Regions from separate parts of the Mus musculus genome. Here all the other regions are linked to region 1. A link is a loop called in an ENCODE intact Hi-C map of the cell type or tissue named here. Cell type or tissue: left cerebral cortex. All regions are shown on one strand. Links, peaks and the distances in the headings refer to the core of each region. The heading gives the core; the rest is flanking DNA. Region 1 has its middle 11 kb from the start of Sprr4. Region 2 has its middle 8.6 kb from the start of Sprr2h. Region 3 has its middle 8.4 kb from the start of Lelp1.

Region 1 (10,997 bases), core at 1,598-9,597:
AGTCAGTGATCTTAACTGCTGAGCCATCTCTCCAGCCTGCCATCTTTCAGATTTTTATCTTATCAGAGTAAGAATGGCTAAAGGTAAACTCTCATTTTTTTGTTGTTTGGATAGCTGTTATTTTCTAAGGATATTGTTTCTGATGGAGTGAAATGAAATATCAATATAGTTTTAATTTATATTTCCCTAATGGCTAAGGAAATTATTTTCATGTTTATTAACCATTTGAAATTTTTCTTTTGATAGCTGCCCAGTTTCCTTAGCTGTTTTGCTCACTGGATTATTTGGCGTTGGGAGATTTAGTTTTTTGAGTTTTTAATATATTCTAGATATTAACACCTGTCAAATGTATAATTAGCCAAAATCTTCCTGTCATTATGAAGACTGTGTCTTCAATACATTGTTTCTTTGTTTTAAAGTTCCTTTTAAATAGTATGCTATCCCTTTTGTCAAGTATCCTGATTATTTGAGTTTCTGAGTCCTGTGCAGAAAATCCTTAAATATGCCATATTTGAAGTGTTTCATTTATGTTTCCTTATAACAGTTTTAGGTATTGCAGTAGTAGTAACAAGTTTGAATTGATTTTTATACAGGATGACAGAAAGTGACGTATTTCATTCTCCTGTATGTGAATATCTGATTTTTTTTCTCACACAATTTGTAGAAGATATCTTTCTCTGGTGACTGTTTCTGTCATACTCCATTTGGTCTTTGTGCCACTACTATACTGTTACTATGGCTGTAGTATTATTTGAAACCAAGTGCTATGATACTTCTAGCATTGTTATTTTTAACATTTTTTTGCACTAAAAGTTTCTGGACATCTATATGTTGTATGCTTCTCTTTCCAGGTAGTCCCTTTGCTGCATTACACTTTTTCATTTCTACTTTCATGACATATGTGATACATGATTTTGTGTATCTATATAAATTAAAAAATTAGATATATGTCTTTCTGAAGCTGGCTTAATTCACTTAGCATGCCGAACATTGTTCTTTTTACTCAGAATTGCTAGAGTCATTCATGATCATTGTTGAATTTTGGAAATTTTCTTTCTTCTTCTGTTAAAGCTGTCATTAGAATTTTACTGGGAAGGTAAGCAATTTGCACTATGGCATTTTCACAATACTAATTCTGCTAATCCATCTTCCAGTGTTTATTTTTTCTCTTCCTATTTTTGTTTTCAACATTTTAAAGGTTTTGTAAAGCACTATAGAGGTCTTTTTCATTATTGATTGTGTTTATTATGGGGTACTGTTTTGAAGTTACTGTGAATGAATTTTCTTGATTTTTATATTAACTGTTGAAATATTTAAAAAGCTACTGATGTTTTGTATAAATTTTGTATCATGTTACTATGAGGAAATTCTTCATCATTACTAAGAGCTTGCTATTCAGTCATCAAAGTCTCTTCACTGTAAAGTCATATCATCTTCAAATAGGAATATTTTGATCTTTTATTTTCCTATTTGTTTTCATCCATTTCTTCCCCCATTTTTATTGTAATAGTTAAGAATTAAAACAGTATTGCAAATAAGAGTCTAGAGACTAGTTCCTGATTTTAGAGGAAGTATTATTGCCCTGAAAACAAGCCTGTGCAGTTATATTGTTATCTGAAAAAGGCGACCTCAAATCCAAATGAGTCATAGCCTAGGAAGAAAATCACTTTATATTAACAAAGGGAATAAATAATACATAGGAAATCTCACAAAGCTTCATCCTTCACAAAGAACTAGAGTCAGTTGCGACAATATTGGCACAGGACAGATTGTTCTTCCCCAGGGCACACCAATGTGTTGACAAGTGCTAAATGGTCATCCCTATAGATATACATACAAGTAACTTTATAAGAACCATGCAGGTTTATTTACAAACACACACACACACACACACACACACACACACACACACACCACCAGGTTCATACCAGATTTGGAGTGAGTGCAGAGGCAATCAGATCTCTATGGATTTAAAACCAGCCTGGTCTACATAGTGATCTCTAGGACAACCAGGGATATGTAGAGAGTCTCTAATTAAAAATATACAAATAGAAGAAGAGGAGGAGGAGGTGAAGGAGTAGGAGGAGGGGCCATAAATTTGAAGGAGAGCAAAGATATATGAGATAGTATAAAAGGAGGAAAGGAAGAGCAAAATCTTGTAATTATATTATAATGTCAAAAATAAATAATAATAATGATAATAATAATAATATAAAAGAAACAGAAGTAAAGAAGGTATATGGGCCAGTAAATTGAGTCAGTAAGTTAAAAGACTTGTCACTAAATCTGACATCCTGTGTTTATTTTCTGGACCCCATGTGATAGAAGAAAATTGACTCCTGTTAGTCATTCTTTGACCTCCCTACATCCATTGTAGTATCACCACACACACACACACACACACACACACACACCAATAAATAAAAGTAAAAAAGTAGGGGGTACAATAATTCAAATCTCATATGTGAATATCATCATACCTGATTCCATAAATCAAATATTCCTGGATATGAAAGCATAGACTTTTTTCAGTACAATAATGTTGGGTGGTAATACTTGACTCTCACCAACAGATAAGTCACCTAGCTCCCCCAAAATATTGACAAAGAAACTTGATGGTAAATGACACTTAGATGGAATGGATTTAACATAATCTGTACCACATTCTACCCAGTAGCTGCAGTAAGCATGTTCATTTTAGCAACTCATGGAACTTGCTCCAAAGTAGAACATATCTTAAGACACAAAGTAAGTCCTAAAAATATAAGGGAATAAAAATGTCTTCTTTTCTATCATATAACAATGGAATATAATTAGAAATCAACAGCAACAGAAATTACAGAAAATATGCAAACTCAAGGAGATTAAAAAACACATTATTGAATAATGAATGGCTCACTGAAAATCAAAATGAAAAAATTAGATATTTACATTGAAGCAGAGTCTGAATGGTAATAGTGGTTTAACATTCCATCCTCTCTGAATTCCTTATAGAAATGTGAGTCTAATTCCTAATAGCTGGCATAAATTTTTCTGAAGACTGACTGAATACCATGAACCAAGAAACAATTAAACAAGCAGGAGTACTTTTTTACACATAGACAAGATTCACAGACAACAGTCACACTGAGCTAAATGAGATGAAAATGACCTGAGTTTCAACAAAGCCTACAGTATCATCAATGCCAGGTGTCTCTAACTCCCTGAAGAATTCCAGGTGGTTAAAGTTGCACAAACAAGTAAAAGGCAGAGTCTACCAAACCCTGGCACACCCACAGGAAGGACTCCTTCCAGAGAATCCTGACTCCAAGTGTCCTGAAATTCTTCACAGACTCCTCCAGTACCTGGAGACATGTGGGAAACAGAAAAATGTGCCTAGCAGCAGACAAGGGTGGGTAGTACTTTACTCACCCAGGGTTGAGTATGCTGTGCTTTCTAGGCAGCCCTTTGGCTGGAACCTCCTCTACCTACAAAGGCTGATGGGCTCCAGGATAAGTCGATGTTAATGAACTCTAAGTTCACTGTAGCTCCAAGTAGAGAGTACTGGAAAGAGAGTCTGAGACCTGAGTTGCTGCCTTGGCTTTTTCCAGGTTCTCTCCTCTGGTTTTGGTCGAGCCTGTTTCTTACTCTAGGTCATGTTGTTCTTAACTTTTTGTGTGCAGTTTCATTTCATTTCATTTCATTTCATTTCATTTCATTTCTATAATACTCCAGTATAGGGAAATCTCTGCTTGATAGCAACTAATGTTTGACTTGCTGGGTTAATGCTCAGCTTCATTCCAGTTCTGACTCAATATGAAGTGACTCATTCTAATCTTTATTTAATATCTTCTCCAAGCTAGTCATGGTTATGGAAAATTTTAACACAGGTGAATTGGGAGGGAAAGGCCACCCACGTGTTTCTACAGAAGTGTAAAGAGAGCATAGAGAAAATCTGAGCTAAACATGAACTCTGTTGCCTCCACTTAACCAACACATACACATCTTTCCAGCTGTTTAAAAGCAGGCAGTCACTATAATAACAAGACTCCAGTCTAAACATATTTATCCTACACAATAGTCATTATTGCCAGAAAACATAAAGATTTTAGTTTTGAAAATGGTGAAAACAAAATTTAAGGAGGTAACCAAAACTTGGCCAACACCATCCAATTTTAGCTCAAGAGCTGAGATTCCAATGAGTTGGTGCTGCCATGGTAAGACAAATACATCAAGGCTTCATTCATATATGCAATCCAAATCACAGAGGCAGAAGCATTGATCAAAGGCTGCAGTGCTTCATGGGAGATGGTTCAGAAGACTGCAGTAATAGTGTATCATATACTTGGAAATCAGTGAGTAGACGTTACATAGTCTCATCACACACAAACACACACACACACACACACACACACACATTAAGCATTGTGGTAATGTGTAGCTTGGTGTAGGCATTCAACAATGTATATATGTATATCTTTCACAACATATATTTCAAAACATCATGTTGTATATACATATGTATGCACACATTATATATATATACACACACACATATATAAAACTTTTGCTCGCTAAACTTAATAATAGTTTTAATTTTAAAAGGAAAAAAAGATGTCAGCATTGGACAAATCTAAGAAAAGATATACCAAAATGTTCTATAACTTTATATAACTCTGAAATTATTCTAGAATAACACCTGTTTAATCTCTCTCTCTCTCTCTCTCTCTCTCTCTCTCTCTCTCTCTCTCTCTCTCTCTCTCTCTCTCTCTCTGTGTGTGTGTGTGTGTGTGTGTGTGTGTGTGTGTGTGTGACTTTCTCTGTACTGCCTTTCATGCAAGCTTCCAGGAAAAGCCTAAGTTTTTCTCCCTTCCTCCAGCAGAGGGAGAAGTTTTGATGTGGTTAACTGAAATGCTTAGTGCTTCTAATGCAGGTGTGACATCTATGGAATAAGCCAGGAAGTCCTTTTCTTTCTCATATTGACTTTGAGGAAATAATATATAAATGATAAAAAAAGTGCATAGGTTATAGTTTTCCTTGTGAAGTAGGCTGAGAGAGTCATGGTTTCTAGGTCTAGTAGACAGCTGTCAATTGAATTCTCCTTAGGGATTTATTAGAGTGTTTGTATTCTACTCTGCACCAGGGCCTTTGCCTTTGCAACCTGCATGTAGATGCAGTGTGTGTGTGTGTGTGTGTGTGTGTGTGTGTGTGTGTGTGTGTGCTCACATTTTAATCTCTTTATGAATAGTCCAAAACGTGTCACTAACATAAAGTCTTTTTTCCCATTGAGGCGTTGAAGAATTGGCTCAGCAGATAAGAGAATATGCTATATAAACATGAAGATCTGAGTTCAAATCCATGTAAAAAGATGGATGTGCACATCTGTAACTCTAGTGCTGGGTTCTCTGTGAGGAGAGGAGAGATTAGAGCATCACTGGGATCTGGATCCCAGGCAAATACCAGGTTAAGTGAGAGACCCTGCCTGAAGAGAATGTGCCCGAAAGTTGAACAGATTTTTCAGTTCAATACATTCCTCTAGATACCTCTTGAAGTAATCTTGGGTACTTAATAGAATAATGTTCTCTGTTCTCTCCCAGAAGGCTGGTGGCCTACAATCATGGGAAAAGTACAATGAGAAGGGGCATCAGAGGACCAGCAGTAACACATAAGAGTATGCCGACCAGGGTGTTCCCCCATGACTCCTTTTCAGGTGCTAACATAAAGCATGTGCAACTCAGCTTGAGACTAAGACCAAGCTCCTTCCACCTCTAGACTGGATCAAGGTGGACTCCCTTCTTCAGGGATGAAAGTCACCATTCTTTGGGAAGAAAGATAAAAGCAGTAACCAAGCAGTCTCCATGAGGACTCTCAGGGAACATCATGAAAGAGGGGGCAGAAAGATTGCAAAAACTGGAAGGCTAGGATATCTGATTGGGAAATAGTTTTCTTATATATGACAGGGAAGCTGCAACCATGAACTCCCAATACATGGTACCCCAAACAAGACCTGCACAATGAGAACACCAGTGGCAGGATGAAGGCTATGGCTCACTATCCACACCAATGCTCTTGAACTCCAGCCTTCCCCACTCCATGCCCACAAAAGGATCAACCTTTTTGTCTGTCAAACCCACCGCCACCTATGACTAGCAAAGTGTCCTCAGAAAGACTATGACTTTGATAGAGAAGTCACTGTATTCACCCCTAGTGGGAGTGTGGTCCATTATAGGAGGCCATAGGAATGAGACAAGGACCAACTAGTTGAAAGCCATCTGGGCCTAATTTTCTCTGCCAGTAAAGTGAGGTGTAGAGATCACAAAGGTCTCAACTAAGTCTCCCAGCTTGTGGATAAGTCACAGCATTCTGAAGAACAGATGAGGACAAGCTGTGCACACTCAATGCATCCAGGAGGTGGCACTCTGCCCTAACCACCTAGAAGGTTTAAAGGGTTTAGTACAAGGCCTGTGGTCAGAGTTGGGAAAGACATGGGTTATTTAGCCTCCCAAGCACCAACAGAAAGTCCTTGGGAGGAAATTATCAATTCCCTACAAACAGTCCTAATCCTGAAGTGTGTTAGCTCAGGGTGACTTTCCCATATTTCTTTATTTCCCCTATCCTATATACCTCAGTTTTTCATAGGTGGTCAAACATAGGTATACACATGTCACCATGGCTGTTGTGTATACAATGGACTTTAGTAAGACTTGATTTGGTCAGTGTCAAGTTTAACTATGAGGAGAAGTTTCTTGAGAGAAAGAGAACAGTTCTCAGAGAGCTCAGTATATTCATAAGGCTGAATTGTGTTCCAATTAACTAATGAACTACAAATCCCAGTAACTTAAATACAGTTTTACTTCCCACTCACCCTGCTCACCTCAGAGGGTTAACTCCATTCCTGCTACACAAGAATTCTGCTTCTGGATCCACACAAAGAGGGCACCGTCCACCTGGAGCATAGGCAGTTTTTATGGAAGAGAGAAAAGAACATGCTGAAACATAGTTCCTAATTTATATTTAATGGGCCAACACAGAAGTAGAAAATAGCCCATAAATAGGCTGAGAATGCCTAGTCCATTGGGATCTGTTATATCCTGCAGAGGGCATGAAGATGTAATCTCTTTAACACATCCATAGGAGGCACTGAAAACTTGTAGACCTTCTGGTCTGACCACATATTTAAAAAAATAAATAAAACATTCAGTGTTCATCTCACATGGGCCAGGTACCACAGTACATATGGTCATAATGGGGAAACTTTTGCCTCAAGCAGCTCCCAGTTGATGTAGGAAAAGAAGGGCAGATGTTCTATGAAAAAGCAACACACAAGGCAATAGGATTGGAGTTTCTTGAATAGAGTGGGGCACCCATGCATTGTAGGATGTGAAAAGTTCAAGGAAGAAACTGGGCAGTGCATAAAGTATGGTCAGAGAAATACTAGAGGTGGGCAAGTTAGGCAGAGACTGGCTTGTCCGCTGGAGAAAGCTTGCACATCATTTAAAAATTTAAAATATACTATGTACTGCACATGGTGCTGTGTGATTGGTACAGAAAGAAGAGGGGTGACTAGGAAGGGAGAAGACCAGTGTCTTCTCAGAGAGGGTCAAGTATGTCAGCCTTTTAAAACCATGTCAAGAACTGTAGGCCTGTGGGGAGGCCCTAAGGATCTGAACATGAAATGGGTTGGCTACAATTCATACAAAATTGTCAGAGATGAGGCACCTAACCCTCACAGGATTGGAGGCTCCAGGAAGTTTAGAGGTCTTGTGGGGTGAGGTGTGGGGACATCCACATGGAGACAGGGGTTAGGGAGGAGGTATGGGATGTGGAACAGTTGAAGAGTGGATGGGGGGGGCATAAAATATGGAGTGTATAGAGTAAATTAATTAAAATAAAATAAAACTAAACTAAACAAAAGAAAAGAAAACAAATTACTTAAAAAAAATTGTCTGTGTTTTCTCTTCCCATCCAGCTCAGGAGGAAGGGTGTGGGATGGATATGGAGGGGGTGTTTTGACACCTGCTGAGCAAATGCTGAGGTGATCACAATTCAGGGTGGCAGCAACTCAGAGCCCTGGGAAGCCAGGGTGAGAATTAAGGGTCTTGGTCCTTGCAGGGAGCTGTCTAAGAGTGATTCTGCTTTTCATCTACTGCAGGTAGTTCTTTAAGCTCTGGTTGGAAATCAGGGCACTAACTAGGGAGAGTAGCTAGGCCTCAGTCTCTGTGAATCAATCTGTTTGGTTTGATGCCGTTTTCAGCAACCATCACTGAGGTGGTCTGACCTAGAGGACAGCCTGAGCCCTATCATCCAGAATTCAGGAAACAGGCTCCCCACATGGGCTGTGCTATTCATGAAAGCAGCCTCTTCCAGAAAGGGAGCTTCCTTCACCATGAATGTCCTTGGCTGGATTTTAGCTGACACTACATCTGAGAGCTATGGAGGCTTCACTTTAAGCAGGGCCTTGCCAATTTTACACCCACCTGTGCATTTCTTGGAAAATCCAGTTATATCAAAGAAAATTAATAAGTAAATTTAGCAATAAATAAATCTTTAACAACCTAAAAATAATTAAAACAATATTTATAATAAATAATTAAAAGAAATAAGGCTAAGAAATAATTGTCCAGATCATGTGATGTAATTCTATGTTGTTTTCTTTTGCATTTTTATTTATTCATTTGTTATTACTTTGTTTGTATGATGCCTATGTGAGTTCAGGCCTACCATGTAGAAGTCAAATGATAACTTTTAGGAGTGAGTTCTCTCCTTCCATCATGTGGGCCCTAGTGATCTGAGTCAAGTTATCAGGCTTGGTGGCAAGAGTCTATACCTGATGAGCTAACTTGCCAGCCCTAATGCTCATTATTATCAAAACATTCTTTCCTATCTCATACCTTTTTAGTCCTCCCCCTACCATGATATCTGATTACCCTTTGCATTAAATCAGTTTCCTCATTCTTTATAGTCCCCCGGGCATAGTCTTACCACCATAGCTTATCTTCAGCAGGAATCCTGCTAGGTTAGTTTAGGCACAATACCCCTGATATCTCATCTTATTTTTATTGACTTTCTGTCCAAGGCTCCCACCTGCTACTTGAATATAGATTCCATCAGAGTATTTGCCTGTGTTATATTTGGAGTTGAGCCAACATGCTCTCCCTACTTCAAAACATACTCTAGTGGACCCTATGCCTATCCCAGGACACTGAATAAAGTTATCATTTTTATATAAATGTCAAGAATTTTTTACATCAGTAATGTAAATCACAAGAAAATTCTCAAAGAGAAAAAAAATCAGAAATAATAGGAAAGTCATATGATATACTTCTTAGGGGGTCCCTATTAAAATGGTTTCTTTGGTGTACTCTTACTCACTTGTTGTCAGTGGAGTTTCCCTTCTTAAAACAATTTCAGTATCTGGTTTACAAAGCTAAACCCCAGCAAGCCAGTCATCAGGAAATCAATTGCTTAACAACTTCATCAGCCTGCTAGTTGGTTGGTCAGTGAGCTTCGTAGTCAGGTAGCTATGCTGTGAGCTCATTTCTCGTGTATGCACTTAGCCTCATTTCACTCACCCACTGACTCATTTGCTGGGCAGAATCTTTTAGTTGCTGGAATTCTCAATTGCTTGTTAGTCTGTTAGTTGGCCAGTCACCAGTGACTAGAGTGTGAGTTCTGTCCTAAATATCCTTTCTTGCTCATAGGGAACTTGTACTTTTGCTGGGTATAAAAATTACTGACATGTATAAGATAGCCAAGCATTCTTAAAGTAAATATGATCTTCAAGTATATGGAATATAAAGGATAGACTGTAATAAACATCAAATTGAATTTGAGAATATAAGACAGTTCAGAAAGTACTAGAAAATTATGGGTTCAACTTATTAAGCCAAAATGAGATTGGAATGAAGGTTCAGGAACCATGGTTGATCCATTAGAGTACCTACATTCTCCTACAAGTTCCCAGATAATGGCTAACAAGCATCTGTAACTCCAGTTCCAGGGAATCTGACAGCCTCCTTTACCTTTCATTGGCACTAGGCATAGCTGTATCCAGGCAAACATACATGTAGGCAAAATGCCCATTTACATAAAGTAGTAAAGTAATATATGAATTTTTGAAAAGTTAAAGACAAATTATCTGATGCTGAATTTCTATTTCAGTTCATCCATAAACCTATTCATGCATCCAACTTATGGTTCATATTTATAGGCACATATATGTGTGACTGTCTAGATTATTTGATTATAAAAATGACTGAATGATAAAGACAAGTTATCTCCTAGGATCAAGGAATTTAGATTTGGTACTTAGTTTACAGACATCTTATAGTTTACAGAAGCATCATAAGCATATTACATGTGAAACATTCCAAACAGGTATAGATAAAACGCTTACTGTACTAAGGAGAGGAGGAAAACATATTTTGTAAAGATTTAGAGAACAGGGTTGTGGAGAAAGAGGTATTTAAAATATTTTCTTAGGTCTGGGAATATAATTTAGTAGTAGAAAATTTGTCTAGAATGCACATGTCCTTGAGTTTGATCCCACATAAAAGGAAAAAGGAAAGGAAAGGAGAGGAGAGGAGAGGAGAGGAGAGGAGAGGAGAGGAGAGGAGAGGAGAGGAGAGGAGAGGAGAGGAGAGGAGAGGAAAGGAAAGAGAGAGAGGAAGAAAGAAGAAAGGAAAGATAAAGAACAGAGAAGGAGCAAATTTCTCTGAGAGAGGGAGACAGGCCAGTCCCAGACTGAGAGGTCCAAGCAGGAAGGTGTGGGGTAGATTGTAGAAATACAACTCTCTTCTCTTATATAGGATGGAGAAGCTAAGGATGGTGTCAGATTGTTCAGAGTCTGCAAATACGTTATGCTCCATTTTCCTCAAAAGTGTTGAAAACTCTCACTCTTAAATCCTCATATATTTTGGATCAGAGATTGTAACAGCCTGTGATTATATCTTTCTCCTTCAAAAGACAGCATCAGTTAGGACTTTCTTTTTGGTTGACCCTGAATTCACTGTTGTTTC
Region 2 (10,997 bases), core at 1,516-9,515, 120 kb after region 1:
TTTGTCAATTCTTGATCTTACAGCACAAGCCATTACTCTTCTGTTTAGGAATTTTCCCCCCTGTGCCCATATCTTCAAGGCTTTTCCCCACTTTCTCCTCTGTTAATTTCAGTGTCTCTGATTTTATGTGGAGGTCTTTGATCCACTTAGACTTGAGCTTTGTACAAGGAGATAAGAATGGATCAATTCGCATTCTTTTATTTTACATGATAACTACAAGTTGTGCCAGCACCATTTGTTGAAAATGCTGTCTTTTTTCCACTGGATGCTTTTAGCTCCCTTGTCAAAGATCAAGTGACCATAGGTGTGTGGATTCATTTCTGGGTCTTCAATTCTATTCCATTGATCTACCTGTCTGTCATTGTACCAGTACCATGCAGTTTTTATCACAATTGCTCTGTAGTACAGCTTAATGTCAGGCATGGTGATTCCACCAGAGGTTCTATACTGTTGAGAATAGTTATTCCTTGATATGATCCAAAATTCCATCAAAACCCATTATAGCCAACTGAGAAGCCAAACAAGGGTTAGATAGCTAAGAGCATGAGCCTATCATAATGGTAATAAAGCAACTGTTAGAAGTAAGAAAACATGAATACCATCAACAAAGCAATACTTTATTCAGTAAATGAAACAACAATGGTAACTACCCTGTCCAAGTGATAGGGATATTTTAAGATATCCTTTATGGACACTAAGGAGACATTTTCTGGTCTTCCCTCTGTAATCTTGAGATATTGAACCACTGAAGAAGGACCATTCTCAGTGGCCCCCTGACAGCAGCAGCATTGCAGTCTCACGTAAATTCTTCTCTATCAGATATCATGACAGGCATATGAGGAAGAATGATATCAGGGGAAATTCCTTTGCATCCATTAGAGGTTTTGAAGGGAAGATGGAGGTATTTCTATGGAGGTATTTGAGATCAATTTACTTCTTGTCTCTTGGTCCTGATGATGGTTGAATCTCTCACTTGTTCTTTGGTGGGCACTTTTCTTTGCAAAACTGGAGGAGGCCACTTCTGCTTCAAGAGGAAGAAAGACAAGGGTCAGGGAACTTTGAGGAGGACAGGGCTCTGAACAACTTTGTGGTGGATGGAGGAGGCTGGCAGAACTGCTTGCACTGCTGCTGTTGGTAAGACATTGTGATGAATTCTCAGGATCTGAAAGATGTTGCATAAGAGTGTTCACAGGTTATCAATATAGGGAAGATTGAGACTTGGAACACAGGTTCATTCCTTTCTCCAGGCATTCACATTATTCCTCAACTCTATTTTATGATATCCCAGCTTTTCTCTTTCCTGACAGGAATCTGTTTCAATAACATTGGAATCCCTTCTTTGTTTATTCCACCTTTTTTTTTTTTGAAGAGAATATAAATAAGACTACTTACACAAAGGAACACCAGGCAGGAAGTTTCAGGTTCTGGAAATGTAAGCAGTCTCAGAACCAATAAAAGTCTCTGTTTGTAGCATTCAAGCAGGTTGACTGGGTTTGTGCCATAAAGAATAATTCAAGTTTTAATAATACCTGAAAGGCCTGTGTCTTTGAAAATAACACCAAAATATGCCTGTGAAATAGTAATGTACTCTGTCACACTATTCACCAACTAAAAGGGAAAATCATCTACCACAGTGGACTATTATATCCATTTCTGGCTGCTAGGTAAGTACTGTTCATCTCCTGATCAAAAATGGACTCACCACATATATTCTCTCAAAATTTATGATAACGCATACGAAGACCATAAAACCTGACCAACTCAAGAATGACGCTCACCAGGTTCTCCAAAGTAATCCAGGAGTAAAGGACCAGAAGTCTGAAGACACACAGCCAAGGGCCCTTTATAGAAATGGCTGTTCTAGCCGGGTGCTGGTGGTGGACACCTTTAATCCCACACGTGGGAGGCAGAAGCAGGCAGATTTCTGAGTTCAAGGCCAGCATGGTCTATAAAGTGAGTTCCAGGACAGCCAAGGCTATACAGAGAAACCCTGTCTTGAAAAACCAAAAAAAAAAAAAAAGAAAAAAAGAAAAAAAGAAAAGACAAAAAGAAAGAAGGAAGGAAGGAAGGAAGGAAGGAAGGAAGGAAGGAAGGAAGGAAGGAAGGAAAGAGGGAAAGAATGAAAGAGAGAAAGAAATGGCTGTCCTGCTCAATGGCTGTCCTGCCCAATGCATGAACAACTGCCTGGTAATACACAGGTCCAATAATTTCCCAAGCAATATGCAAATCCATATATTAGTTGTATTGATAGGTATTCTACAAAATAGGAAATACCCTGTTCTAGGTCCTCATCACTGTAAACTGCTGTGACTCAGAGGGCCCACCTGTCCTCAGTTTCATTAATACTTCACTGATTGTCTAAGTTTTTTTTATTGAAAACAGTATTTCATTTTCTATGTTACAACACTCTTGTGCCCAAACTGATGTTTCATATTTGTTCGACACCAGCCTATTTTTATTTTGTGGATCAATACTCATTTACATTCTTGTTTTCTAGGTAAAATTTGCTTATTTTCTGAAAAAGAAAATCGATAAAGGGACTTTATCTGTGGTTTCACCTTCAACTTGACAATTATTGTCCCAGAGACAGGCTATGTCTGCTCCCTGGATTCAATGCTTTTCTGTAAACTACACAAAATAGTATATGTCCTTCATAGGGGAGGCTGGTGGCCTTGAGCCTTATCTTTTCCCTCTTCATGGCTGCCAACTCAAATGACATATTTGGGGCATATCTTCAGACTGCTCTCTGAAAATGTCTACAAATCTGTTGATTGTGACAGTAGCTCTGGTTAGAGGTACTATTGCTGCAATGAAATACCATGATCAAAAAGGTAAGGGAGTAGGGGAGGAATGGGTTTATTTGGCATATACTTTCACACTGTAGTTTATCATTCGAGGAAGCCAGAACAGGAACTCAAAAAATACTGTGTAATTTCACTCGTTTCAGCTCTAAGAATTTGATATCACAGAGCCTGTTAGGAAGATATTGGTTTCCATAGGAACAGTGTATGTGAGAGAGGGAACATTTTCTGAAAGTACACTAAGCTACAATATTTTCAATGATGTATTTTATATTCTAAAAGTTCTACATACAATTGTGTTTATGCTATAAAAGACAGTAAGTGGTTTAGGTATGGAATATACTGACTCTGGTATGAATGTTCAGCAATGTTTGCTTGCATCATGATACCTTACAAAATGAACAGTACGATCAAAACATTCAGAGTGGAAAGGTTAAAAGGTTCCAGTTGTCTGTAGTTCCTGTTCTCTTCCCCTTTTTTGGAGAAAGGTGGTATGGAGGGAGTTAAAAGGAGGGTATCAGGTGTGGAGGAGGTGCTAGGAAGAGATCCAGAATTAGTAGAGGGCATCTCTGGGATAGGGAGGCTGCCAGGAGTGTACAGGGGTGACCTTAGCTGAGACTCCTATCAGTGAGAGATATGGAGCCTCAACAAGTCACCTCCTTTACCTAGGTGGGGTTTCAAATAGGGAGGGAAGGGGACACTAAGTCACCAACACAACATTTTACCCAAAATGTCTCCTGCCTACAAGATGTGTAGGAACAAAGATGGAGCAGAGAAGGGAGTGGCCTCCAAATTATTGGCCAAAATTGGGACCAATCCCATGGACAAGAACCAATCCCTGACACTATTAAAGATACTCTGTCATGCTTGCAAACAGGAGCCTAGCACATCTGTCTGCTGAGAGGCTTCACCTAGCAGTCAATGGAAACAGATACAGAAATACACAGTTAAACATTAAATGGAGCTAGGTGAGTCTTGTAATTTGGAGGAAGGATTGAGGGACCTGAATGAGATAGGATCTCCAGAAGAAGACCAACAGTGTCAATTAACCTGGAACCTTAGGGGCTCCCAGAAACTGGACCACCAACCAAAGAGCAAGTATGAGCTGGACCTAGGTCCCCAAAACATATATAGCAGAGGTGCAGTTGGTCTTTATCTGGGTCCCCCAGTAACTGGAGCCTAGGCTGTCTTTGACTCTGTTGCATGCCTTTGGATCCTGTTCCTCTAACTGGATTGCCTTGTCTGGCCTCAGTGGAAAAGGATGCTCCTAGTTCTGCAGTGACTTGATGTGCCAGCATGGTTTGATACCCACAGAGGTAGGAGCTTCCCCTTCTTAGGGAAAAAATTGAGGAAGCGTGGAGAGGAGCTGTGTAATGTCAAAAGCAGACTGGCAGAAAGAGGGCTGCAATTGGGATATCAAATGAATAGGTAAATAAAGAAGTGAAAAATAATTAACTTCTACACAAAAGGTTCCAGTTGTTTATTTTGATAGTTTTTAAAGACCCCTAACACAATGATATCCACAGATAAAAGTCAATGAGTGAAGAGAAGTGACACCTCAAACAAATGGAACCAGGAGGCATCCTTGCATAGGTGACCAATAGCTAGGAAGAAACAATGAAGCCACACATAGAAGACCTAAGGGGTGTCCCTACTTGTAAGTAAAGCAAACAATCCACTAAGAAAGTTTAGCTGTAGATAAATGTACTGACTATTGATTCACAAAATTTTATCAAATAAGCACTGATTCATATGAGAAGACAGATTAATCAGCTACATAAAAAATAAGTAAATTGAATATTCCACTTTCATCCCTAGATAATCTTGCTGACAAAACATAAAAAAGGAGTGATAATAACAACAAAAAACTTCAGAATTAAAATCCATAATAGATCTTATATACTTAATAAAAATCTACAGAATATTCTATGCAACAACTGCAAACTACATATTATTATCAGGAGCTCACATAACTTTCCTAATAAATGTCATATTTATGATAGATAATGTCACATGTTAGGATACAAAACAAACCTGAACAAATATAAAAATTGACACTTTCTTGGGTTTCATCATTCCATAATGAAAATAATAAAAACCCACAGGAATAAGATCACTTATAGGTCATACAAACACAAGGGGATTTAATAATTCACTTTCAAACGATGAAAAATCAAAGCAAGGGATAAAACAAAGTTACTAGAAATTAAGCCTATCAGAACATATGAGATACAGCAATGGTAGTTCTAAATGAGTTTATTGCTAAGTGCCTTCCATATTAAATGAAGGATTGATATCTAAAACAAAGATAGAACAACAACAAAATCTCAAGTGACAAGAGAGATGGCTCAGTAGTTAAGCACGTTTAATTGCTCATGTAGGAAACCCAAGTTCATTTTCAAGCATACATATCTACCACATCTCAACTTCCTTGTTTCCATCAAGTGGAATCTGTCACCCTCTTCTGGCTTTTATAGGAAACACACTCACATGTCTAAAACCATACAGAGACATAGAGAGATATGCATAATTAATGGAATAATAGGGGGGAGGCATCAACCAAGAAAGAGAAATGGAGATTAACATAAAAGAAGAAAAAAAGAAGAGGGACCAAAACAACTATTTTTTGACAAGGCCTTAAAGAATTATATTATTTCATACTGTACACAGTGTGTGTGTGTGTGTGTGTGTGTGTGTGTGTGTGTGTGTGTGTGTGTGTGTGTGTGTGTGATATAGTAAAAATACAAGACTATCATGTCTCCAGCTGGAACTGACTTAAAAGCCCCTTTGTACAGTCTAGCTTCCATGGTTCCAGAAGCCAATAGAGAGAAGTAATTAAAAAGTTCCACACACCTGCATCACCTTTGAATGATAAAAATCACCAGGATAGACAGCTATGCATAAGGATACAATCAGGAATCACTTGTCTGGAATACACAAGACCTGCCTAATTGGATTTAGTTCTCACTCAGCAAGAAGAAACTCATGGCTGATATTGGAGAACAAGTCAGCTTCTGGTACTACTGAGGTAAATTTTCCAAGAGACACAACCTACCTAAAATAATTTCACCACTGGTACTTTTCTGGACAAGCATAGAGCCTTACTACATACTCAGTTTCATCTTTACACCCACAGATAAATGTGGGTATCATCCATCAGTAAACAAGTCCCCTTTTACCAAAAATTAAAAAAGAAAGAAAGAAAGAAACCACAGCAAACCACAACTGGACACAATTCAGAGACCAACAAATAATGAGGACTCCAAAACCAATGGATACATGTTGATACTTGTATATATAGTTCTGGGAACATCATCAAAGAAGGGGCTAAAAGGTTGTCAAAGCCTGAACACCAGGAAGTCTTCAGTAAATCATTCTCTCCTAGAAATAGCTGCAAAAAATGAGACTGAACAATAGAAGTATCTGTGGAGACATTGAGGAGAAGGGGATGATGTTTAGTGGAATACCAACCTAAGAGAAAAAACTACAGCCAACTAATAACTACTGGGAGAAGAAAAATTAGCAGGTTGCATGGAGGAGCACTCAATTCATAATGAAGGCTCAGAATTGAAACTATATATATATGTATATACGTATACATATGCATATGCATATACATATACATATACATATACATATACATATACATATACATATGCATATGCATATGCATATACATATACATACATGCATACATATATATATATATATATATATATATATATATATATTACCTAGTTACACTTATAAGCATTTTTATACACACACACACGAAACAAGGGTAAAGAAAAAGAACTTATTAATTTAAGAGAGGGTCAGGGTCAGACATGGGAGATATACTATGGAGAGCTGAGGAGGATCTGAAGTGAAATAAGGAATGTAGAGAGTAATGGTATTCTGTTACAACTAAAATATAATTAGATATAATTTTAAAAGGAAATTAAAATATTGTTAATGAAACAAAAAACTGAATCAAACAAAGGAATTGGAATGAGAGGCAAATACTTTTAAAAGGGTTTGGCACCATTAATCTTTCAACAACTCAACTTTAAATTAGTTTAAAATTCCATCCCACTCTACGCAGAATCACTATTAAAAATATTAAATCTCAACAAAGACTAATGTGGATAGGAATAAAGGAACTATTATTTACTGTTGGTGGTTGTGTAAATTGTACAATCACTATGAAATTCATTATGAAAAGTTTTCAAAAGGCAGTGATTGGAAGTAACCTACGGTTCAGGCTTGCCACTCCTGGACACACGCGCACACACACATGCACACACACAAACACAAACATTTTTAACTGACTACCGAGATACATTTGGTTCTGTGGCCTATAGACGAGTCTTCACTCTAAATCCTTTGGCCAGTGCAAGAGAACTTACCTGTTACTAAAATGATTACTTGACAAGATATACCCACTGGCATGACAATAGCACAACTGTATGGGAGTAGCCAGCCAATTTCTGTTTGGATTTCAGGCCTCTTCAATAAAATGAAATGCATACTTGGCACTGGTAAACAGGCCAAGAAAATGTGGTCAGCTAGGTCCTAGGCCTTGTGGCATAAGACAATACTGCTAAATGGACAAATGAACAAAAATTTCCTAATGACTTATTGCTATATGCATATTAATACACCAGTCATTTCTCATCAAAAAAGCCCCTTGAAGTAGATTATGAGCAAAGAGACCCTCAACTCTTCAAGGAAACAAAAAGTAAGAGACTTGTCTGTACTTAGCATTACCCTCATGGAAGAGTTGGCTTCTAAGAGACAATGGTAGAAAATGATATTTTCTTCACATAACTTGTCAATTAAACAGTGAACACACTATGAGACAGTGTGCAGAAGTCTTGTGAAAGCTCAAACCAGACAAAAACGTATTGTGGGAAAGAAGGGAGGTATGAAATCCACTACTAGTTAAGGAACGCTTGACAGTGGGTAGCTTCTGAGAGGAGTGTCACTTTTCTTCGATGATACAACCCTTGCTATGACTGCACTCCAGAGTGTACCTCACTTTTGAGAGTAACTGAACAATGCAAACTTGACTTTCTAGAGTCAAAGAACAAAAATAAAAAAAAAAAACCTTAAAGTTGGCAGGAATGAGGAGTGAAAACACAGTAAGTGAATATAGGGAGTTGGTGGACTGTGAAGTAAATGCATAGTATGAAATTCTCAAAGAATCAATTAAAATGTTAATTGAGTACCATCAAAATAATAGCAAGTCTTCACAAGCGTTTGAGTAAATTAAACACAAAATCTCTCACTTTGGAGTGTAGAGTAATCCATCAATTATAGAAATCAATGTGAAGTTTCCTTCAAAGAAATATCACAAAAGCAGATCTAGCATTTAACTGAAGAACATCAATTGGTATATTAAAAATATAAAAAGATTATACAATAGACTGCCTGCATATATATTTATATTTCAGCACTACTCATACTACATAAGTCAAAAAATCAGCCTATCATGAGTGAATTAATGGACTAAGAAAATAGTCCATTAAGTTGCTGGGGCTAAATGAAAGACTGTTTTATGCACAATGAAATAAAGTATGTCTCACACAACCAAATAATAAGCAGGGACAAGATAAGGATGTTCACTCTCCCCATATCTCTTCCATATAGTACTCAAAGTTCTAGCTAGAACCATAAGAGAACAACAAAAAAAAAAAGATCAAGGGGATACAACTTGGCAAAGAAGAAGTAAAGGTATCACTATTTACAGATGATATGATAGTATACATAAGCAACTCCCAAAATTCTAGAAGAGAACATCTACAGCTGATAAACAACTTCAGCAACTCCAATAAATCAGTAGTCTTTCTTTATACAAATGATCAATAGGCTGAGAAAGAAAGTGGGAACAACTCCCTTCAAAATAGCCAGAAATAATATAAAATACCTTGAGGTAACTCTAACCAAACAAGTGAAAGTTCTGTAGGGCAATTACTTCAAATCTCTCAAGAAAGAAATTAAAGAAGATTTCAGAAAAATGGAGAGATATCCCATGCTCATGGATTGGCAGAATTAACATAGTAAAAATGCCCATCCTGCCAAAGGCAATCTACAGATTCAATGCAATCCCCATCAAAATTCCAACACAATTCTTCAAAGACATGGAAAGAACAATTCTCAAATTCATCTGGAAAGGCAAAAAATCCAGAAGAGCAAAAACAATTCTTAACAATAAAAGAACTGCTGGAGGAATACCATCCTTGACCTCAAGCTCTACTACAGAGCAATAGTGATAAAAACTGTATGGTATTGGTACAGAGACCAACACGTTGATCAGTGAAATAGAATTGAAGACCCAGAAATAAAACCACATACTTATGGACACTTTATTTTTAATAAAGAAGCAAATAATATACAACAGAATAAAGAAAGCATCTTCAATAAATGGTGATAGTCTAACTGGCAGTTTGTATGTAGGAAAATGAAAATAGATTCATATTTGTCACCTTGCACAAAGCTCAAGTCCAAGTAGATCAAGGACCTCAACATAAAAGTTGATACACTTAATCTAAAGAAGAGAAAGTAGGAAAGAGCCTTGAACTCATTGACACAGGGGGAAATTTCTTAAACACAAGTCTAATGGCTCATGCTCTAAGATAAAAAATTGATAAATGGACCTCATGAAACTGTAAAGTTTCTGTACTGCAAAGGACATAGTCAATAGAACAAATTGACAACATACAGATGGAAAAAAAAAATATCTTCACTAACCCCAGATGTGATAAAGGGCTAATAACCAAAATATATAACAAACTCAAGAAACTAACCACTAAAACACCAAACAACCAACCAAAAAAATAGGGAATAGAACTAAAGAGAGGATTCACAACAGATGAATCTCAAATTGCAAAAAAGCACTTAAAGAAATGTACAAAGTCCTTGGTGATCAGGGAAATGCAAGCCAAAAACGACCCTGAGATTCCACATCACAGCAATCAAAATGGCTAAGATCAAAACCTCAGGTGACAGCACTTGTTGGCAAGGATGTGGAGAAAGAGGGACACTCCTCCATTGCAGGAGTGGGATTGCAAACTGGTACAAGCATGTGTCCTTCCCCCAGCCTTGAGCAGGCTAAATAGACCTTAAGTGCTTGCCACAGTTGGACCTTAAGACCCACGTACCCAAGGAGCTAAAGGGATCTGCAACCCTGCAGGTGCAACAACATTATGAACTAACCAGTACCCCGGAGCTCTTGACTCTAGCTGCACATGTATCAAAAGATGGCCTAGTCAGCCATCACTGGAAAGAGAGGCCCATTGGACACGCAAACTGTATATGCCCCAGTACAGGGGAACGCCAGGGCCAAAAAAATGGGAATGGGTGGGTAGGGAAGTGGGGGGGGGGGTATGGGGGACTTTTGGGATAGCATTGGAAATGTAATTGAGGAAAATATGTAATAAAAATATTTAAAAAAAGACGCACGTAGAGTCTTCTGCTTTGCTGCTCTTGCAATTTCCTACAGGAGTAGACTGCCCACTGAGCTTGCTTTGCAACACAATCCAGCTGAAACACATGATGGGTCTGTGAGTTTTTCCTATGTAAATACAGTGCTGAATTTTAAAATTGAGCCTTGATCAGAACCTTTGTCCTGGCTTCTTCCTTCTCTAACCCCTGTCCCTTTTCATTTCCATCCTGCACCCCCCTACAGCCCCCTTTCAGGTTAACCCAGTTTTCCAAGGCTGCTGGACAGCTACACAACCACTCTGGAAAACAATCTGGAGATTCCTCAGAAAATTGGAAATCGATCTATCTGAAGAACCAGTTATACCACTCTTGGACATATACCCAAATGATGCCCCCCAACCCCCCATGCCAAAGGCACACATGGTCCACTATGTTTATAGTGGCCTTGTTTGTGACAGCCAGAAGCTGGCAACAGCCCAGATGTCCCACAACAGAAGAATGGATACAGAAATTGTGGTTCATTTACACAATGGAATATTACTCAGCTATTAAGAACGAGGACATCCTGAGTTTTGCAGGCAAATGGATGGAACTAGAAAATATAGTGAGTGAGGTAACTGACCCAAAAGGACATACATGGTATGTACTCACTAATAAGTGGATATTAGCCAAAAAATACAGAATATCCAGGATACAGTCTATAGAACTCAAAAAGGTTAACAGGCCAAAGGGCCCAAGTGAGGATGCCTTAAGAAGACTTGGCAGGAAGAA
Region 3 (10,997 bases), core at 1,314-9,313, 360 kb after region 1:
CTGCTCCTGTAACCAGACTATTTAGCACACCAAATCCCCTACTTAGAACTCCTTTGCCCATGAACTGTAAAAGTCTCGTCTTCCTTATATCTGATGCTGACCTCTGGAACCCTACCTTAGAAGGAGGCAGCTCAAGTACATAAATAAAAAGCTTGCTTTAATTAATTGCTTGTTTTAATTAATTTGGATGTGGTAATTTGGGTCAATTGCCTTTTTCCTCTCATCATTGGGATTAGCACTAGCCTGAGCCCTTTTGCTCTAGACTCAGACACACTGGGATATACTAGACGTTTCCTGAGCTTCGGACAGTCCAGTTTCTCTGAACAGAGATGGCAAGCTTGCTCATTACATAGAAAATTCTAGTTTAGTCACTGATGCAGGACTAGTATTTCTCAAACTTTCTAGTAAAAGAGCAATGAAAGAAGAAACACAGCCCAAGGATCTGAAGCGGTCTGTTGTGACTCTTGAAACCCAAAGTACCTCTGGGTATAGGAAAAGCAGTAAAAACCTGACAGAGCAGGCTGTCAGAGCAGGCTGCTGGGTGTACAAGGTTGAAGGTAATTTCATTTCCTGGACATTTAGCCCCTTTTCCTCACTTCATCTTGTACTCTCTGCCAGCAAGCTCATTGCTGACTCAGGAAGGATTAGAATCACTTGCAGAAACCATTTTAAAGAATATAAAAAAATTAAGTAAAATTTCACGACATGCTTGGGTGACATCAATGAAAGAATATCTTTCTATAGTTCTTTGTTTAGTGAGGTTGCATTATGTTACAATCTTTCTTAGCTTATACCATCTCACAACCCTCTAGGATCTATTCTTAGTATATCAGCAGTTTGAATTTGTGGAGACATGGCACATTGACTGGGGATGCCTCAGGTAATTTCTCTGGGGATTTTTTTTTCTTTTTTTTTTTTTTTTGGCATGTGAGGACACACACACACAGAGGTGGCCCTTGGAGCCTCCCTTTCTTTCTCTAACACTTTCCCTCTCTTCTTTTACCCATAAGTCTTTCTCAAATTCTCATTATTTTGAAAATAATAATGCTTATTACACTTTTTGTTATAAAATTAGTCTTTGCTAAAATTTGAGCATAGATTCCTTGAGTATTTATGGTCTGTGTGATCTGCTCCTTTACCTGCTTTGGTCAGATTTTCCCAGGTAAGTCTACTAGGTAGACATCCTACCTCACAGGTATAGGGCTACATGGAAGAAAGGACCTCGAGGATGAAAAAGACCTGTAGGACCAAGAAAAAGTCAGTGTTGAAAAAGAAGGCTCTGCTCTTCCTGCTTAGATGCACAGGATTGGATGTAAATTCCTTTTCATAAAGCAGTCCTGAAGAAGGTAGAGGGGTACAATGCCAGTTTGTGGGCTGAAGCTAAGGGCACAGCAGTGTTTCAGCAGGTGAAGGGGTTAATTCGGGTCTGGAGATCAGGAGGGTTCCTGGAAGAACCACACACCTTATTCCTGATGGGAGCCTTCTTACCTCATCCCCACAGCGGCCAAGCATCAGTATGCCTGCCTTCCTCATTGTTTCTCTACTCAGCAAGTCACATAGGTCTCTTTTTAAGTCATGAGCTTCCCTTGAGCCTCCATGAGGTCTAAGCCATCACTACATATTCCCCACTCTAAAATCTGACCTCTAATTGAGGTTCTCGATGTTCTTTGGATAAACAATCCTAATTCCATTTGACTTCTCCCTATATCAGTTCTAAAGATGCTGTGTGCAGTACGATGGGCCAGTTACTCAGAATATAGAACAGCCTTATAAGCCCTAGGAAAAAGCTGCAATTCCAGAAGCCCTGCCCAGAAACTTCCTTCTTATCTGTTCATAGCCACAAAACCCACCAAAAAATCCAACTACACTTGAAGAAAACTCAGTGATCTTACAGCCTTCTGCTCCACCCATCACCCATAGACACAGAATCATCTCAAGGGAAAAGTAAATGTAATGAGCCAAAAACAAGTCCAGCTGGAATTTCAAGTAAAGGGGGATTATGACTAGCATTCTCAAGAACTGGAGAGTTATCAGGAAATGCAGGGGAAACCCCTTGGCTTCCTTTGTAGACTAAGCCCAAGATTAAAGGACCTTAAGGGTCCTTTAGATTAAAGGGAGGCAGTAGCTGCTTCCTTGACCATACTTCCAGACCCTGTGGTTATCTGAAGTCACACACAACACAGAATTTGCTCTGCCTCCACAGAGTTGCAAATTTTTGAAGGAAAGGATATATAGTAGCTGGGAGAAACTTAAATTAAAGAGAAATTTTCTTTTTCTAGAGTTCTTTTCATCACAATGTCACATCTTTGATGAAGGCAACAAGATCTGTATCTACTTACTTCTTTAGACTCTCACAAACTGCAACAAAATGCACCTGTCCTCCAAACACAGAATTTATTATGACTTACATTATTCTCCTGAGTCTGAAAAAAAAAATCCCTGAGTAGTCATGTCTCTACTTTCTTACAGGGAATAGAGAAAAGTCACAGAGGGACAAAAGGGCCTAGGAGAAGGAAGGTCATGAGTAGAAAATTCTCAGAATGAGTCTGGAAGAAAGCAGGGGCAAAGCAAGGGTGAGATGAAGACCCTGCTCAAACCAGCGAGAACCATTTGTCCTCTTATCCTTGGAGCATGAGGTATTTCTGCCAAGTGCCAAACTGCACCTCTTTGACAAGTTCCTGGCCTTTTCTAACAAGAACTGACCACATAAGTGAGGTGAGGAGTTGAGGCTGCAGGCTTGGATGAACATAAAATGTGTCCTGCAAGTCTGTGCAAGGCCCTGTTTTGCCATTCTGAGAACAGAACTGTGGCCATGAAGTCCATTCTGGCAGAGGGTGCGAGGGTGCGAGTGTGTGTGTGTGTGTGTGTGTGTGTGTGTGTGTGTGTGTGTGTGTGCGTGCGTGCGATCTGTTCAGCTGCTATTTACTCTAAGAAATGCTTTACACTGAAACAATTGTTGCGGACTTCTGGAGATTTTATTCTCATGGGTTATATCTATTAATGTTTTTCCATTAAAATTTCAAACTAGAAAATTTTGATCACATTAGACACACAGAAAGAACAGCTGTCAATCACAGTTTTTACTTTGTATAGCATAAATAGAATTAAGCTAAAATAGAGTAGTAGGTAAGTAGCTCCACTAGCTGTTTGATAGCAAAGGCACCTCTAGCACCACCAGGTGGTAACTTCTGGTATGGCAAGATTAGAGCCATCTGATATGTTTAAAAAGGAGCACAAGACTAATAGAGGCACACATGATGACAAGATTAACATTCTTAACTATGAGAGGTTGCATAAGTTTTCTTCTGGACCCTTGGTAAGGGGAAGGAAAAGACAAAGTATCCATCCATAGAAGTTGCTGGAGAACTAAAGCCTGTAGTAGCTTAAGTGGAAAGGTCTAGCCATAGGAAACCCTAAAACAATAAAGAATCCCCTCTACCACGTCCTTGCAGATCATGTTTTCTTAGCTTCTTTCATGGCCTCTGCATCCCCAGACTTTACCCAAATTGATCAAATTCATGTTATATTTCAACTCAACCTAAGCATCAGTAACTACCTCTACTCCCACCTACACTGTCCTGGACTGGGTATCTAGTCTCTAGTATATGTTCAGTGACGGTAAATGAACTTCACTTGATTCTAGAGGTCAAAGATGCCTGTGTTAACATAGATAATGTTTTCATCATGTGTACCTAAAGTGCATGAAAGATCTAGTTTCCTAGCTTTACAATCTCTGAAGACAGTTTATTAGTGATGGATGAACATTTCACCAAATCCTTTCTTCTTGTCTCCTACCAGACAGCAAAGAGAATCTGCCTCTACCCACACTCCCTCCCCCAACTTCTTCAGAGAAAGAGACATGAGACAAGTGCAAAATTTAGAGTCCTTCCCAGAGCATGCTGCAACCTTTCTATGGCTCTGCAAGCCCTTCAGGCATACTAGAGCCCCCTCACCCAGCCTGGGCTCTGACACATTGGATAATTATTAGAAATAAGGAAAATGAAGGCCTAAGTCACAGCATGATTCCCTCAGACGTGAGCCAGAGCTTTATATAGCCCCATCCCCCTCTGCATCATTGCATTGTCCTGATGGTCTCAACCTGGATAGCAAATGCTTAGAGAGTAGGGATGTTTAATCCTGACTCTTAACCAGCTCAAAATGTCATTCATTAACACACACAAGCCCCCCCCCCCCCAGAAGAAATAGCTCAGATTTTAAAGTAAGCAGATATAGGTTAAATGAAGAAATTTGTAAATATGTCTAGATGAAAAAACAAATAGTCTGCATAATCAAAAGAGGTCAAAAAGAGAGAAAGTGTGTGTGTGTGTGTGTGTGTGTGTGTGTGTGTGTGTGTGTGTGTGTGTTTTCTACATCCAGCAAACAAAATGTTAGAAGCAAAACAAATACAGTTGTCATCAGAATTCTACTTCGATGAGGATTGGTAATTAATTTTTAATTGTGTGGTATGCTGCATAATAAATACATCCCAAAAATGTCCCACCCTAATCCCTGGAACTTTTGAACATGTTACCATTACATTTCAGTTAAAGGTTCTGAGATTTGAACACTGAGTGCATTTGACTACATAAATGGGATCATGCAGTATATGTTTTACCAAAATCCACACAGATTTGGAGATAACAGAATATTCTTCTTCCAAAGGCTGAATGGTATTCTGTTGTGTATAGTTATCACATTTCTCAAATCCACTCATCTAACAGTAGCCATTTAGGCTGATTCCTGATCTGTTGTTGTTGTTGTTGTTCCTGCTGCTGTTATCTACTTACTTTATTTACATCCTGATCCACCTTTCCCTCCTTCTTCTCTTCCCAGTTTCTCCCTCTTGCTGCCCCCCTCCTCCCTCCACGCACTTCTTCCTTTTTCAAAAGAGAAGTGATCTGCTGTGGATATCAACCAGCCTTGGCATATCAAATTACAGTAAGACTAAGCATCTTTTTCTACTGAGGATAGATGAGGCAGCCCAGTTAGGGAAAGTGATCCAAAGGCAGACAATATAGTCAGAGTCAGCCCCTGCTCCTGCTGTTAGGAGTCCCATATAAAACCAAGCTGCACAACTGTTAAATGTGTATAGAAGTCTAGGTCATATGTATGCTATCTGGTTAGCCATTCACACTCCATGAGCCTCTATGGGCCCAGTTTATTGATTCTGTAGGTTTTCTTGTTGTGTCCTTGACCTCTCTGGCTCCTTCAATCCTTCCTCCCCCTCTTCCATAGACATCTCCAAGCTCCATTTTAATGTTTGGCTGTGGGTCTTTGCATGTGTTTTCATTAGTTGCTGGGTGAAGCTTCTCTGATGATAGTTATGTTAGACTCCTGTTTGCAAGTATAGTAGAATATCATTTACAGTGTCCAGATGGGCTCCTTCCCATGGCATGGGTTTCAAGCTTGGCCAGCCATTAGTTGGCCCTTCCCATAACTTCTGCTTCACTTTTTACCCCTGCACATTTTTTAGGCAGGGCAACGTGTGAGTGTAAGGTTTTGTGGCTGTATTGGTGTCCCAATCCTTCCACTGGAAGTCTTGCCTGGTACAGGAGATGACTGGTTTATAACCCCCATTGCTAGCTAGGGTTACCATCATAGATTCCTGTAAGTTTCCATTGTCATAGGTTTCCCTAGGAAATCGCCCTCTCCCAATCCAGTTGTTTCTCCAAGTACTCTCTCCCTACTTCCTCCCCCGACTTCATCTCTCCCATTACAATTAAACAGGTGAGAGAAATGAACAAAACTGTTTACAACCTGAAAACGGAAATGAAAGCACTGAAGAAAGCACAAACTGTTTCTACATCTTAGCTACTGTTTGATAGGTAGAGCGAGTGGCTATTATCTGAACCTGTGCTGCCATCTGGTGGCCATTAAGAAAACAACATTTGGGGCTGGAGAGATAGCTCAACTGTTCAGAGTGTGTACTGCTCTTCCAGAGGAAACCTATTTGATTCTCAAGATGACGTCAGATTTTTCCGAGGGATCTGAAGCTTCTTGTTTCTGTAGGCAGCTTCGTGTATGTGCATCTACCTACACAGAGACATGCACATACATAATATAGAAATGAAAGTAAATGTTTCAGCCTCCTCTAATTTTATGGTGGACTTATGAAGTAAACGTAATCCAGAAAATAGTAAGAACCATTTGAAGTCATCTAAACACATCTCCAGATGCTAATACTCCAATACTAAACACAGTGAGGAAAACGTATCCTGTTACTCATCTTCCTTCCACACACAAAGATTTTCTTTTCTCCTCTGTGCTGAGCTTCCAGCAATTATTCCAAATACACTGAATAATCTTCCCTCCATGTCTGCTCCCTGTCTTAAGGGACATGGTGCAGTCAGCTTGTGCCCTTCGCTGGACTCACAGAGCACAGCAACATGAGCTTAGCAGAAAACCTTGGAAAGTGGCCTAAGGCAGATTGTGAGTCATGGCAGGGAAGGGAAGGACTCCCCCCTTGAAGAATGATTCCATTTACCCACCAAAGCCTCCTTCACATAGCCCTTACCTAGGTGCTTCCCTTTCAGGTCCTAGTAACAGTTTCTCCCTTGTTCTTGGAGCTCTTAGTAGATGGGAAAATGTGTGTTTGTTGTAAGAAGTAGAAATTTATGGTAAGGAAAATTGAGCTCCTAGGTAGGGGAGACATTGGAAGTTCCTTTCTGTTTGGGACTCTGGAGCAGATGAAGCTCTTTCCAAGACAGATCCATGGTGACTGTAGATTCCAAGGTTCAGAGTGCTGCCTTGCCTTGTTGTTGTTAGCCTGATACAAATATCTTAATGATAACTTCTGGCGCTTAGAGAAGACCCATGCCCACCTGGAATCAGCTGTCACTCTTTAGACAATTCATTTAATTCTTATCTCATCTTCCATATCTATCCTCAAAGAATCATTAAAACATCTCAAATTTGAGGCCCCAAGTTGGCAATAAAGAGGCTAAAAAAAGTCCCTCCTCTGGAGCAAGGGCTCTGTGTGAGAAAGGAGATGCTTTGCGAGGGTATGCTGGGTAGCCTAGAGAAAGCATCTCTTAACCATAGCAGGAGGTGAGGGGGAAGAGAGGGGAATTCTGCATGAAAAACAGATTTTTAAACTATAAAGAGGGTGTAAAAATAGATACCATTTAGTTGAAAGGGCAAAGAGGAAGGCTGTTTCAGTTAGAGAGAATGACTCAAAGCTGTTTAAATGTTTGATTGATGCTATGATTTTACTATTGAGAGTAGCATGCTAGGTTAGGCACTGGGCACTGGGGAATCAAAGATAAAAAAAAAGTGAATTAGTTCTCTAGACCATCAAGTGATGGAAATAGATTGAGAATTCTCTAACTGCAATATGGTGATTAAAAAAAAATATCTCAGAGTGCACCAGGCCTTATAGTCCAGACCAGGACACTATGCCCAGCAAGTTTAAAGCTATCCTAAGTAACTTAATACCCTCTCACAAAACAAAAAAGAGAGCTGGGAGTACAACTCAGCAGTAGAACACTGACCTACCCTGTGTGAAGCCCAAGGTTTAATCTCTATTACAATATAGATAATAGATAGATAGATAGATAGATAGATAGATAGATAGATAGATAGATGATAGATCCAAATGATCAGGCTGGTTGCTTTAACTAGCAGCTTGGATCAGATAAATGTTTAAGGTAACTTGTTTATGAACTTCAAGTTAGGGATGGAAGAAGCTGAACATGTCTGGCAGAAAATAAAGTGTAGTTTCCAAAAAAACAATCCAGTAAATTTTGGGAACTGCAAGTAGTCTAATCCCAGGAATGATAAGAAAAGTAGAAAACTAGTCTGAATCTTTGGGCCATATTAATAAGGCTTGAATCATCAAGTTTTGTAGTAATATTAAGCATTCATTTTATTAGAAATCCATCATAACCATATAACAAAGCATAAAATTGGGGTAAGGAGGCAAGGAGATCTATGACAATGATGCTGGGTCAAACATAGTCCAACAGGTAATAGGACTGACTAAGGTAGATGTATACTTCACAAACACTGGTCAAGAGCCTGTGACTTAAGAAATGTCTGGAAAATCCTAAGGGCACAGGTGCTATGGACGGAGCCAGCATGCTGCATTAGACCAATAAAAACTGATACAGCAGTTTTATTGGATAAGGTATTGTTTGGAGTTTGGGGCTCACAATAAAGAACATGTTAGGAAAGACCAGGTAGAAGAATTCTGATTTTGTTGAATCAGTTTGAGAGGATGAGAGAGGAAAGAGTACATGTGTGGGACTTCTTTGGCTTTGTTGCAGTGAGATACAGAATGAGATGAACTGCAAGAGTATGAGGGGCAAAGAGACTGGAAGTGGGAAGTCTTCTCAGAGAAGGATGATCTCAGAAAGAATAGAAGACAAGGCTAGAGAAGCAGGACCCTATCCAGGTCATGGGGCACAGAAGAGAAAGGGCTGGGAAAAAAAAGCCACAGCAGCCTCAAATATCATAGTGAAATCAAACGATAAATACAGTACAAGCGCTACAGAGGTATCATAGACCTTCCTTCCCCCTTCCTCCATACAATGAGCATAAAACATCACTAACAGTAATTGAAGAAAGAAAGACAGACACACGCAGCTGTTGTGCAGGCAAACACAGCTCACAGAGGATCCCACAAGTCACATATGAGTCACGGGGAAAGGAAAACTGGTGATAGCTTTGATTAAACTCGTGTCCAAGAGGTCCTCTGAGGGTGTGAGGATGAGGTGGTCTGATCCAACAGAAGAAGCTAGAGAAGAACCTGTTAAATGCCTGTAGGGGAGGGAGACAGAGGGAGAGGAGAGGGAGAGAGGGGGAGAAGAGAGAGAGAGAGAGAGAGAGAGAGAGAGAGAGAGAGAGAGAGAGAGAGAGAGAGAAGAAGAAGAAGAAGAAGAAGAAGAAGAAGAAGAAGAAGAAGAAGAAGAAGAAGAAGAAGAAGAAGCAGCAGCAGCAGCAGCAGCAGCAGCCGAAGCCTTTGCTAGTGTTAAAAATTCCAGGGCTGGAGACATGGTTCAAAGGTTAAAAGCACTGTCTGCTTTTCCAGAGGTCCTGAGCTCAATTCTCAACAATGTATCACATAACCATCTATAGTGCAATCGGGTGCCCTCTACTGGCCTGCAGACATGCACACAGGCAGAATGCTGTATACAAATAAATAAATCTAAAATCTAAAACCAACCAACCAAACAAACAAACAAATACCCTCCAGTTAAGCAATAGAAGGGAAGGGGGCCCCTAAAGGGAACAATCTATTTCTTGCTCTTAGTGCTGGGACTCCAAGTGGCTTTAACGTGTGTGGGCCTGTGCATGCTGCCACATGTGTCTTTGTGAGTTTATGGGCATATCATTCCTATCTATCTGGAAGAGACTTTTTCCTTGGAGTCATCACAAGCTCTGCTTTTTATTCATGGATTCAAGGGAAGCTGAGTTGGGGCTGGTAGCGTGGCCTGTTCCAGGAAGATTGGGGCCGGGGGTGTGGGGTGTGGGGCAGCAAAGCTACACGCAACACATCTGTATCATACTTCCTTCTCCCAAGGCTCAGTGAATATTACAGAAGAGGTGCAGGAAGAGTAGAAAAGAGGGGGAGGACTAGAAAAATAACATCTTCAGGACATAGCAGGGCTGTTGCACTCATTAATTCAATAAGCTATGGCTTTGTGTACAACACCTGTACAAGATCAAGTCAGTTGATGTCTCCGCACAATGAGGGGAAGTTCATAAGCCCCACCCCTAGATGAGGAGATTTGGTCAGTTGGGGTGAAGGACATGGAAGAGGGATCCAGGGGGACTTGGAAAGAGCATCCCAAGAGAACATGATCAGAATATATTGTATACATGTATGAAATTCTCAAAGAATAAAGTAAAATGTAAACAGAAAGACTTAGTTGTAAAACTCTAAAAGGTAGTCCTAGTTATCATTGCCAATTATTGTAATCTTCATGGCCTTCTGGTACACACAGTGGAACCATGGAATGCTATGGGGCATGGGGGGGGGTGAGTGTCTTATGCACACCCATATACATGAATTCAGAGTCGACAGCAGGATGTCAATGTCCTCCTTCATCCTCCTTGGCCCTTTTGCCTTGAAGCATGCTCTCTCACTGAACCAGAAGTTCACCATTTCTGAGTCAACAAAAATCTCAGGATCTACCCGCCTCTCTCTTCTGGGGTTATGGGAACAGCCTAAGGATTCAATCTTCCATCTTCATACTTTGTAAAACAAGCACTTTTACTGAGACATCTCTCCCAGCCATCTTAGCTTTCATCGCTAAATTACTATTGTTTATTAATGACATTTATATGAACTGTCCTTACTCAAACCAGAAATTATGTTTTAAGATTAACATTGAAATACTGAATCTTGCTGGGAACATCACCAAGATATTTAGCTGGAAGACAGAAAATGATAACGTGGAGAAAGGTTCAAGGAAAATATAGAACTGAAAAGGTGCACTTCAGGGCAAAGTCGGAAATGAGAAGCAAATAGAAATGGAGACACGGAACTGGGGAAATAGATCAACTGGTAGAGTGTCCATTTTACAAGCATGAGGAGGACCTGAATTCAGTACTCAGAATCAATGTTTTATAAAAAAAAAAAAAAAAAAAAAAAAAAAGAAAGAAAGAAAAATGGCCTAGGTGGCACAGTGGCACAATGGCACAATGGGAATGGTAATCCCATTGCTAGGAAAAGTGATACTGATAGATCCGTGGGGTTTGTTTGCTGCTAGAATGCCATGTCTAAAAGAAAGAAAGAAAGAAAGAAAGAAAGAAAGAAAGAAAGAAAGAAAGAAAGAAAGGAGGGAGGGAGGGAGGGAGGGAGGGAGGGAGGGAGGGAGGGAGGGAGGGAGGGAGGGAGGGAGGGAGGGAGGGAGGGAGGGAGGGGGGGGAGGAAGGGGAGGGAGGGAGGGAGGGAGGGAGGGAGGGAGGAAGGAAGGAAGGAGCGAGCCTGGAGAGATGGCCCAGTGGTTAAGAGCACCGACTGCTCTTCGGAAGGTCCTGAGTTCAAATCCCAG

What was found. Peaks named below come from ENCODE experiments on the same cell type or tissue, not always from the same donor. Only the 100,000 strongest peaks of a DNase experiment are listed, where the experiment ranks them.
Region 2: it touches region 1 in a loop (4-fold over the local background); 11 of 42 quality-filtered maps call a loop at or near these places.
Region 3: a loop joins it to region 1, with 8 times the contacts of the local background. A loop is called at or near these places in 21 of 42 quality-filtered maps.

What each region holds. Positions count from the first base shown.
Region 1 is chr3:92,506,390-92,517,386 of GRCm38, reverse strand. No RefSeq gene overlaps it. Among named protein-coding and RNA genes, the nearest start is that of Sprr4, 11 kb to the right of the region's middle. In left cerebral cortex, for the core only: CTCF peaks have their summits at 4,867 (motif pointing right) and 6,377 (motif pointing right); DNase peaks (open chromatin) are centred at 4,853 and 6,380.
Region 2 is chr3:92,388,766-92,399,762 of GRCm38, reverse strand. No RefSeq gene overlaps it. Among named protein-coding and RNA genes, the nearest start is that of Sprr2h, 8.6 kb to the right of the region's middle. In left cerebral cortex, for the core only: a CTCF peak has its summit at 5,262 (motif pointing left); a DNase peak (open chromatin) is centred at 5,259.
Region 3 is chr3:92,145,698-92,156,694 of GRCm38, reverse strand. No RefSeq gene overlaps it. Among named protein-coding and RNA genes, the nearest start is that of Lelp1, 8.4 kb to the right of the region's middle. In left cerebral cortex, for the core only: CTCF peaks have their summits at 3,183, 5,865 (motif pointing left) and 9,098 (motif pointing left); DNase peaks (open chromatin) are centred at 3,181, 5,187, 5,873 and 9,133.